Regions from separate parts of the Homo sapiens genome. Here region 1 is linked to region 2. The links are chromatin contacts, found by Hi-C or POLR2A ChIA-PET in ENCODE. All regions are on one chromosome and are shown on one strand. The core of a region is the stretch at or near the end of the contact, and the rest is flanking DNA. Distances in the headings are between cores, read along the strand shown.

The links. A loop is a pair of places that touch in the nucleus more often than their neighbours do. ChIA-PET counts read pairs that join two places held with the same protein, here RNA polymerase II (POLR2A). Pooled maps may share reads with other maps.
Region 1: a loop to region 2 is called in a pooled map, with 18 times the contacts of the local background. The contact joins the promoter of TRIM9 here to the promoter of SOS2 in region 2. A Hi-C loop is called at or near these places in 7 of 50 pooled maps. POLR2A ChIA-PET finds 5 or more read pairs at or near these places in 3 of 52 experiments (BJ, T-cell and activated naive CD4-positive, alpha-beta T cell).

Annotation. Positions count from the first base shown.
Region 1 is chr14:51,092,847-51,098,386 of GRCh38, reverse strand. TRIM9 (tripartite motif containing 9) reads left to right here and starts at 3,282. Exons shown (of 13, transcript NM_001387360.1): 1 at 3,282-4,269. The coding sequence starts at 3,448. RefSeq lists a silencer at 3,221-3,290.
Region 2 is chr14:50,228,009-50,233,230 of GRCh38, reverse strand. It overlaps SOS2 (SOS Ras/Rho guanine nucleotide exchange factor 2), which reads left to right and starts at 1,653. Exons shown (of 23, transcript NM_006939.4): 1 at 1,653-2,034. The coding sequence starts at 1,948. RefSeq lists an enhancer at 742-831 and a silencer at 982-2,061.

The DNA of each region.
Region 1 (5,540 bases), core at 2,033-4,532, 860 kb before region 2:
CAAAAAAAGAAAAACATTTATCTTTTTTTAAAAATGCAAAAGCTGTTGTTGCACTTTAAATGTAATTGCTCTCATTGCTAAAGAACATAATTTGGGTGAATAGTAAGTTTCAAAGGATAATTAGGCACTTTACACAAAAGAGAACATCTGCAATCATCCCAGGAATGATGAAATTACAGGGCTATCAATCCTTGTGCTTCAGGGCATGGACTGATCACCAGCTGGAAGACAGAAGATATCCCCTCAATAGTATAATATTTCTATAATATTACCAATTACATTTCAATTTTTATTCCCTTTTAAACATAAGTCATTGGGGGGCTATAAAGCACATTATGGCCAAACAGTGCAACATGAGGGGAAAATCTTCAAAGGCCTTCAAGAATATTTTAAAGAAATGGATTCAAAGAAAAATAGTAAACTTTTGGCTGGGAGCGCTGGCTCATGCGTGTAATCCCAGCACTTCGGGAGGCTGAGGCAGGTGGATCACTTGAGGTCAGGAGTTTGAGACCAGTCTGGCCAACATAGTGAAACCCTGTCTCTACTAAAAAAAAAAAATGTAAAAATTAGCCAGGCATGGTGGTGCACACCTGTAGTCCCAACTACTCAGGAGGCTGAGGCACGAGAAACACTTAAACCTGGGAGGTGGAGGTTGCAGTGGGCCAAGATTGTGCCACTGCACTCCAGCCTGGGGAACACAGCAAGACTCCAGTCTCAAAAAAAAAAAAGGAAAAAAAAAGTAAACTTTCAGAGAAGGTGAGCAGAATATCATAGAAGTTAACAAAGAACATTTTGGGTACTTATCACATTCAGAGCTTGAAGAGAGTAGAACTCAGCACTTGTTGAATGAATGAATGAATGAATGAATGAACAAAGGAACAAACTTATATGTGTCCGGGTTCCAATCCCAGCCTCACCATATTTGACCTTGAGTACTTAAGTGTCTTTGCTTATCTTCAGTTTATTTATCTGTAAAATGGGAATAATTGTGCCTACCTCTTCTTGTAATTACAGGGATTTAACCAAGTAATGTATACAAATAAATAAATCCCCTGTTTGGAACAGGGTGAACTCTCAACAAATGAGTCATTTTAAGAGCTCTCCTAGGATTGACTGATTTAGCTAATTCCTAAACAAACAGATCTAACAATGAAATCATCTCAAGCGACTTCATAATAGACCAAATCTTTCTATATTGACTATATTATAAACCTGTGTTGTTCTTTTTGCGAACCCAACACTGCATTACACCATGAGACATCCTCTAAAATTCTTCTTTACTTTGAACTAAGCATAAACTTTCTGCTAATAAGATCTCTTAGATGATATACTATTATAAGCAGAGTTCAAACTCATACAAAGTGTAACAGCTGCTCACCTTGCTGGTCCAAGATATTGTGACTTGTGGTCAAATGCATACAAAAGCCATAAAAGGACACTCCTTTCTAATATTTTCTCAATAATTAACTTTCATTACAATTCAATTAATACTATATTGAATATAATTATTAGTAATTTCTCTTGGGACCTATAAATTAAGTGTATCCTGCAAGTGCAGCTAATGTCCCAACCATACCTGAAGAAATTTTATCTATGTCTGTAAACAGAGTGCATATACCTTTGGATGCTCTGGTCTCAACTAGTTGAAAGCCAGCTTAAAAATAAATCACGTCACATTTATGATTAACATGGCTTTAAATAACAATGGGGACTTTATTCCCCCACACAATGATCAACTACTGTTCTCACTGCAACTAAAGATGTTGAAAAGATAACCTAGTTTATTGGACAATTTCTACAAGGGCAGTGTAATAAAATGTCCATTTTTTTTCTGGACAATAAAGTACTTTTAAATTATCAACATAGCTGCATATAATCAAGTTATCTCCTGTCTGGAAGGTGGAAAATTGGAATATTTCTAGAACTTGCAAAGAGTTTTTGTCCTTTACTTCATGAATCATTCAGCAAAAGCCGGCTATGTACTATTTCAAATGTTACTACCTCAGAATGTCACTTGACTCAAAGATTTTCCTTTCCTTTTCTTCTTCCTCCCTCCCTTTCTTCCCTTCCTTCCGCCTTTCCTTTCCCCCCCCCTTCCTTCCTCCCTCTCTCCCTCTTTCCCTTCTTCCCTCCCTCCCTCCCTCCTTGTACAGGGACTAACACTAGAATCACCGCCTCACCATGCCCCTCGTTGGAAGAAACAGAAAGGCACACGATGCTGTAAGCTATGGCAGATGCCCAGGGCACGTGGGGTTGAATAATGCTGTTTGGAGTGAAACACTGAGACTCCGCAGTCACACAGTGATTCATTTACAGAGCTTTACTAAACTACGGGCACTCAGAAATAGACAAACTGTTCTTGCCTCAACCGAACCAAAGGCCCAGCGGGCCTCGAAAAAGCTCAGCCAGGTGCTTTGGGAGGCCGCGAGGAGGAAGAAGGATCCGTGGAAGGAAGCACGTTCACACCACGGCACTGAGGCCTCTGGGCCGAGCTATAATTTAAAGCATGAAACGAAGGGGTCATAGATTCTGACTAATGCTGACCATTTCCATCGGTTACCCAGTTGAATCTCATGTCGACACTAGGAAATCGACTTTATACATGCTCTTTAGGAAACGAGGGACGCAGGATGAAAGAAGCCAAGAGTGTCGCCAGGGCTTGCGCCAGCGCCGTCAGACTCCCGGGATGGGGGAGCTCCAGGGCACGGCGTCAGCGGATTCACGGAGAAGGAGAAAAGCCCCACTGCCGTGCAGAAGCCTAGGCCCGGGTGAGACGCCTGCGAAGGCTGCCAGCAGCGGAAGAGAAGGGGCGTCCTCCGTGCTGCGCAGCACTCGCCCGCGGTAGGTGGGCGCGGAGCTCAGAGCTGGGAGCCAAACGCAAACGCTGGCGAGAAGCCCCAGCCCCCTCCGGCAGCCCACTCGCTGCGGGGAGGGGTTTCTCACGCCCCCAGCTCCTGGGAGACTGCACCGGAGGTCGGAAGTAAGCCGGGCGAGGATGAATCATCCCGCCTAACTCCTCCTTCCCGGTCCCCTAGCCTCCGCACGCCGGCCCCCTTCAGAGATCTTGCAGCCGCGAGCGAAGACTGCCCTATCCTCAGACTCTACCGAACCCCCTGTGGCCTGCGGAGACGAGGAGACGGACGGGTCTGGTGGCCAATGAGAGCTTCGATCTCTTGCCCCCCGCCCAATGGGCCGCTGCTCATGGGCCGGGGCGGGACTAGGAGGGCAGGTAGGGGCGGTCCGGGCTGGCGCGCGGCGCGGCGGCTACGCGGCTGCGGCTCACAGAGCTAGCGCCTCTCTGGGTGTCCGTGCCAGTGCTGCGCGGGAAGGCACCACCACCACAGCCGCCGCCGCTGGCCAGGGTGCTGGACAAGACGGGCCCGTCGGCCACCTCGCCAGCTCAGGCACCCGCTGCAGCCGTCGCTGTCTCCTCCCAGACCGGTCCCCATGGAGGAGATGGAAGAGGAGTTGAAATGCCCCGTGTGCGGCTCCTTCTATCGGGAGCCCATCATCCTGCCCTGCTCTCACAATTTGTGTCAGGCGTGCGCCCGCAACATCCTGGTGCAGACCCCAGAGTCTGAATCCCCCCAGAGCCATCGGGCCGCGGGCTCCGGGGTCTCCGACTATGACTATCTGGACCTGGACAAGATGAGCCTATACAGCGAGGCGGACAGCGGCTATGGCTCCTACGGGGGGTTCGCCAGCGCCCCCACTACCCCGTGCCAGAAGTCCCCCAACGGCGTCCGCGTGTTTCCCCCGGCTATGCCGCCACCGGCCACCCACTTGTCACCGGCCCTGGCCCCGGTGCCCCGCAACTCCTGTATCACCTGCCCCCAGTGTCACCGCAGCCTCATCCTGGATGACCGGGGGCTCCGCGGCTTCCCCAAGAATCGCGTACTGGAAGGGGTAATTGACCGCTACCAGCAGAGCAAAGCCGCGGCCCTCAAGTGCCAGCTCTGCGAGAAGGCGCCCAAGGAAGCCACCGTCATGTGCGAACAGTGCGATGTCTTCTACTGCGATCCGTGCCGCCTGCGCTGCCACCCGCCCCGGGGGCCCCTAGCCAAGCACCGCCTGGTGCCCCCGGCCCAGGGTCGTGTGAGCCGGAGGCTGAGCCCACGCAAGGTCTCCACCTGCACAGACCACGAGCTGGAGAACCACAGCATGTACTGCGTGCAATGCAAGATGCCCGTGTGCTACCAGTGCTTGGAGGAGGGCAAACACTCCAGCCACGAAGTCAAGGCTCTGGGGGCCATGTGGAAACTACATAAGGTGAGTCCTAAGAAAACCCACTCCTAACTCCCTGCGTCTCCGATCATCCGGTTTTGCAGCAGACGGTCCCCGTCTCTTGCGCACAGCGCATCCCAGTGGGGGCGCAATGCAGGTGCCTTCGATGTTTACCTCCCTGGTCTGGTGCATTGCAGGAGGCATGGGGGAATCTTAACCGGCGCACGGGGGAGTTGAATGCCCCCACAGAGTTGTTGCGGGGATGCCTTAGAGCGGGTCTCTCGGGGCGCGCTGCCTGCGAGCGGGACTCAGGGCGCCCCCTTTCCGCGGCGGGTCTGCAGCCAGTGGCCGCGGCCAGTGTGTGGGAAAGCACTGCATAGCTGGGTAGAGCCGCGCCAGTGCCCAGGGCCGCTAGGCACGCTCGAGGGCAGGGCGGGCTGCGAACCCTCGGGGAGGGACTGGGATGGGGGCGGTGGGGTCGCGCGGACGGCGGGAGTCTGTCGCTGCTGGATAGGCGGACCTGGTGAGGCACGGCGGAGGGTCGGGGAGACGCCGCAGGCGGAATACTGATGAGCCCGGCTCTGGGCCAGACCTGGCTCTCGAGCTGGAGAGAACGCGGGGTCCTGGTGCCACGTGCTCAAAAGACAGAGCGGAGAGGGCAGCCAGCGGTCGCCATGGCAACGCGACGTGCAGGCTTGGGCCTGAACCCTTCCGGAGTTGGGACCTGAGACTAGAGTGTCAGGACCGGAGTTTGCGCAGTCGCGGCCTGGAAGCCAGACAGGTGCATCTCCTAGGGAAACCTTCTCCTCCCAACTATACACACACCCACTTCTCCGGAATTCAAGCCCTTTCCTCTTTCAGTAGTTATATGTGCAAACTTTGGGACACCTGTTACCAGATTTATCTTTCCAGTCTCTTTTGATGATATTTCCACCATGGCTAGACACGAAGAGGCTTTAGCAACATATTCTGTCGTGCCACTCCTCTGCTCAAAACCCTCCAATTTTTCCCACGCTTCTCAGCCTGTCCTACATGACCTCTTCCATTTTGGCCCCTTCGACCTCATTGCCTCCCACTTACTCCCTCTGCTCCAGCCACACTGCTTCTTACTGTTCCTCAAACGACGCCAGGCACCTCCCTACTCCAGGGCCTTTGCATTTGGTGTTCATTCAGCCTGAAGCTCTCTTCCCCAGTTACCTGAGATCCGAATGGGTCACTTACCTGCATCCTTCAGCTCTTTGCTCAGGTATCATCTTTGCAGCGCCACCCACCCAGACACCCGCTAGTTCCCTCTCAGCTTTATTTTCCTCAGTAGT
Region 2 (5,222 bases), core at 404-2,903:
ATTCCTAGCCAAGAATGAGATTTCTAACAAGTTTACTCTCCTATGAGTAAAGAGAACATACATGGTCTAGTAGTTTGACATCACAGTAGTTTATAGCTGGAGTCTGGGAACAGGAGAGAAAAGTAAGGACCCTCTATATAAGCCAAAGTCTTCGCTCTCACAGACTGAAACATTAATGGGAGAAATACAAGCATTTTACCATCCCACCTTTTATCCCAAGTACATGTGAATGGATATGGCCATTTATTAGAGGATGTTCTTGATTTAGTGGATACTTTAGTGGATTAGAAAAATAATCTTATTTTCCAACTCTGCCATTCTGATTTTGCCCAAATGAAAAAGTGGTGCATGTTTTGGGGAGAATAATTGCTCAGCTACTGATGCCGGAACTGAATTGTAGTACTGACTTATTTTTTGTACCCTGTTCGTCTTTTCCCTTTCTCACTGCTGGTGGCTAGGGACAGGGAGTAAAATATCTTCTTTACAACCTGTTAAAAGTAATGTGCTCAGCCTCTTTAGTGGGATGAAATTTGTGGTAATGAGTTACCAGAGCCTATGCCTCTTTGGATTGAAAAGCTTGTCAGGATCTTTTCTGGGTTGCTAATGAGTGTTTCCTAGACGCCGATCCAGGTTTTGTAGGACCTGAAGCCTACACAATTTGGATGACACGATTAAGAAAACAATTCGAAAATATCTTGAAAGTTTTGTAAAAACGATATGATTTTGTGAACGCACAGGGGCCCGTGCAAGTGAAGGACCTTTCAATTCAAGCTTGATCAACGTCACTGTCATCTGCCCCTTCTGACCCTACCACCAGGCTAAGGGCTTTCCACGCCTCATCTCTCGGTCCCCACACCATCACCCTAAGAAATAGTTACTGTATCTCCTAACGATATATTATATATAGTACCTACTTTGTGTAAACATACGGTACTCATGAAAACAAGCCACGTAGAGCACAAATACGTTAAATATCCTGTCCAGCCCGAATGCCCCTTTCTCTCCACGTCCCTATGCAGCCTCCCACGACGGTAGTCCTGGGGCTCCAGCGCTACAAGAGTGGCACCGAGTCCGGATTGTCTTAAGCAGGTCGAGAGGAGGGAGCATATGGGTAAAAAGCAGTCAAACTGAAGAGTCTGGAGCGGCCCCCAGCACAGTCTCGGGAAAAGCGGACTCCCCCGGGGCCCCAGGCCCCGCACCCCCGCGCCGGGCTGGCGCCTGTGCCTGCTCCGCGGCGCGCATGCTCCGTGTTAGGCCTCTTGGGCTATTCGGGATAATGAGCGCCGGGCCGAGGGGGCGGGCCGAGCCTCGGCTGCTGGGACTCAGGGCTCAGCGGCGACCCCAAGGCACTCTGCGCTGCTGCTAAAGGGGCAGCAACGGCGGCCAGCGCTGTGCGCGCCATAGCGAGGCTCGCTCGCCCGACGCGCACTCCGGGTCGGTCCCCAGAGCTCTGTGGAGGTGACTCGAGTGGGCAGGGCCGGGCGGCGCTGTCGGCTGGGAGGGCGGGGAGGAGGCGATGAGGAGACGAGCAGCCGCCGCCGCCGCCGCCGCTGCTCACCGCCCGCCGCGGCCGTAGCGGGAGTCGGGGCGGGGCTGGGCCAGCTGTACCCCTGACGGGCCGCGAACCCAGACAAAGGAGGAGGAGCCGCCCCAGAAGCGGGCCAGCGCCGCCGGGAAAGGAGGTCGCCGCCCGGGGTCGCCCGGGCTTGCGGGTCGCCGCGCTTCCTCTGCGGGCGCTGCGGGAGGCGAGGGCCGCCTCGGCGGAGGAAGCCGACCCCGGGGTCTCCGCCAGCCCGCCGGCGCCGCCTCCGAGCCGCCTCGGCCGTAGCCTCGGCCCGGGCGGGAGGCGGCGGCCGCCGGCGAGGCGAGGCGGCCCGCGCCCTGCCTGTCAGGCCACCGGCCCGGCCCGCGGGCTGCCCCCGATGCGGAGGCGCTGTCGCCGGGGCCATGCAGCAGGCGCCGCAGCCTTACGAGTTCTTCAGCGAGGAGAACAGTCCGAAATGGCGGGGACTGTTGGTCTCGGCCCTGCGGAAGGTCAGTGCTAGGGGCGGGGCGGCCGGCGGGTGGCCCGTGGCCCCCCGAGCTTCTAACGGGGAGCAGGTCGTCCCTCCCACAGGGCTCGAGTCCCCGGGGCCGAGCCGTTTCTCGTTGGCTGGCAATGGGGGGCTCACAATTGCCTGTTGCATTCTGAAGGACGTTTCTCAAGTTTTTTTTTTTTGCCTGGTCCCGGAAGGAAGGTTTTGTTATGATCATAAAACTGGATTTCATGTTGCAGTCATTTCGTCAGGCAACTTCCGCCGTTGACCAATTTGTTGTCCTCAGGCTGGAATCGGGCAAGAGAAAGTCCCGCTGGTATTTAGACAGTTTCTAAAACAAAAGCACATTTTCAGGCCGGGTAATTACTTTTAATTAAGTTCTTTGGGAGTGTTCCCCCTAGGCGGTTTGCTTGTCAAGGGTATCCACTTATGAGGCAATGGTTTTTTGTAATATGGATGTTTCACATGTGTGAAATGTCAGTGAGTCATAATATTCTTATTCATTTTACAGTTCTCAAGGTAAATTTAAAGCGCCTTCCCACTTCCTGCAAACGGTGTCTTACCTGTTTACAAGAGATTACCCTTAGAAAATTTGGTCAGTGTCTTCAGTGTCTTCACGACCAAATTGCGATTTAGGACTTGAAATCATTTTAAGGAACAAGAAAGGGGCAACTCCTGCAAATCAGTCTTTCATGTTTGGGTGCATTGCTAGGGTGCATCTTTCCTGTAGATGGTGGCGGTCTTCCTCTGTGAATTTAGGTAGTAACCATACGATCATTTTTATAATAAATCCTTCTGTAAGATCAAGACATTTAAAGACTGTGAATAGGTGCGTGATCAGCTGTCATGCCTGTTGAGCAGGGGCTTTCTTTCTTTGCCGTTAATGCAGACTTAGTCTCTTCTGCCTTTTGTGCAAAATAACCAAGAATACATTCTAAAATAAGGAAAAAATAAAGATTAATTTAAAAGACTATACTTGGAAAATATATCCTCAGACATTAAATTTCTATAAATGAAAGGAAGTAGTGTATTTTAAAGTTAAAGACATTTTCCTCATGCGATGAGAGTTGCAGATTTTCCCTTATTTTCATAATTCTTACAAGGAAGTATTGCTTTCCTCAGGGCAAACACTAAGTCGTATCTTTTTAAAGAACCTGGCAGAAATGACTAGTGGCAGCTAGACAGTTATTCCATTGGTATACCAAGTGCTAAAGTATTAAATTGACCTTACTTCCATGTGCAGCCCAATTCTGTAAGGAGAGGGAAAGAAATGAAAAGTGTGCTGAGTGGTGAAAATGAACTCTGGCCTGAATTAAAAGCAAAGGGGGAAATGCCTAGATAGTAATTAGCCCTTTGACCACAGACAAGTGTGAGTGCAGTAATCAGGTAGGCCTATATTGTTGGCAATGTGACGCAGGTATATACCCATTTATAACTTTCTGGTAGCAAATAGTATTTGGGTGTGTGTTGCATAACTTGTTCAATAGGTAGCTTTGATTCTAATAATCCTTTATGTCCAGAAACAGATTTATGTTTTCTTTTTCTTCAAATAGAGACAGGGTTATGCTATGTTGCCCAGGCTGGTCTTGAACTTCTGGCCTCAAGCAGTCCGCCCACCTCTGCCTTCCAAACTGTTGGGATTACAGGCATAAACCACCTCGCACCAGACCCAGATTTTTTTTTTTTTTTTTCAAGTTAGGCTGGAGAAGCCAAGATTAGCATCCAATCCTAGTCCATTGCTTTGGTGCTATTACTTTGCATTTATATTGTGCTTGTTTTCCTGGAACTCAGGTGCCTTGTAGATACTATGTTATATTCCACAGTTCTAGTATGTTCTTTATGAAATAAATACATCTAAGAAAATTTGGTCTTTTGAGGTGAATTCAGAAAACATTTTCTATTAACTTACTGTTGTGATAGAATTGAAATACATACGTATGGAAAATTTTTTTATATTTTTGGAAAAATTTTGGTAAAAGTAATTAAGATTATGTCCACTTTTATGGTATTTAGGACATTGCAACTTGTAGGTCTGTAGTGCCTGCTAAGAGCTGTAGCTCTTAGGGAGCTAAAGGTTCACTCTTTCTTTGCAGGAAGTTTTAAATTCTGGTATGCATCAGCCACCTTGTCTTTGTAAAATGAGAATTTCTACCATTTTGGGGGAGTCTCTGTCTTCACATTCAGAGCATCTAGAACTTGGCATCCTTCCTCTAGCTGACCAGATCGTTACAAAGACAACTAGGATTTGATTGGAATATCTCTCTCCTTCAATTGGTGTTGCCATTGTACATGTGGTGTATTCTAGCTTCATTAATTCACTTAACCATTATTGAACACATTTTACATACTTGACATGATGCGGGATCCTAAGAGTACAAAGTTAAAATAAAGGCCCCTCCAAAGATGTATACCATCTAAACCAAAAATTCTAAAATTTGAGGTTTTGGTTTATGTAAATGAGAGCGGTTCTGAGCTCAGAGTTCAGTAAGGGGTATTTGTGTGTCTATGAAAGCAGCAATGTAGCTTACTTGGCTCTGTCAGTTTAGTCCACTTGGACATCTTGGTGGAACCTCCAAAACTGTTAGAACGTAATTTTCAGAAAGGTAAAGTCATCACTTCCATGCAAATGTAAATGAACATGTATCAATTATTTTGATTCAGCCCATTGATGAGGGAACTAGTAAGATGTTAAAGTCACTTAATATGAAAATTTGAGGAGGTATTTATAGGCAATTTAATAAGGGAATATTAAGACTGTTGGGTTACATACAGAATTAGTTAATACCCTACAAGAAACATAAAAGAGTAGGCTTTGGGTTATATTTTCCTCTGGCTAAAAATTACTTGCATCTCAGTGGGCGTGGTGGCTCACACCTGTAATCCAGCACTCTGGGAGGCTGAGGCTGGTGGATCAACTGAGTTTAGGAGTTCGTGACCAGCCTGGCCAGCATGGTGAAACCCCGTCTCTACTAAAAAATACCAAAAATTAGCTGGGTGTGGTGGTGTGTGCCTGTAATCCCAGCTGCTCAGGAGGCTGAGGCAGGAGAATCACTTGAACCTGCTAGGCAGAGGTTGCAGTGAGCCGAGATCACACCACTGCACTCCATCCTGGGCGACAGAGCGAGACTCCATCTCAAAAAAAAAAAAAAAATTACTTGCATCTCTATCTGCTGAAAAGCTGTAACT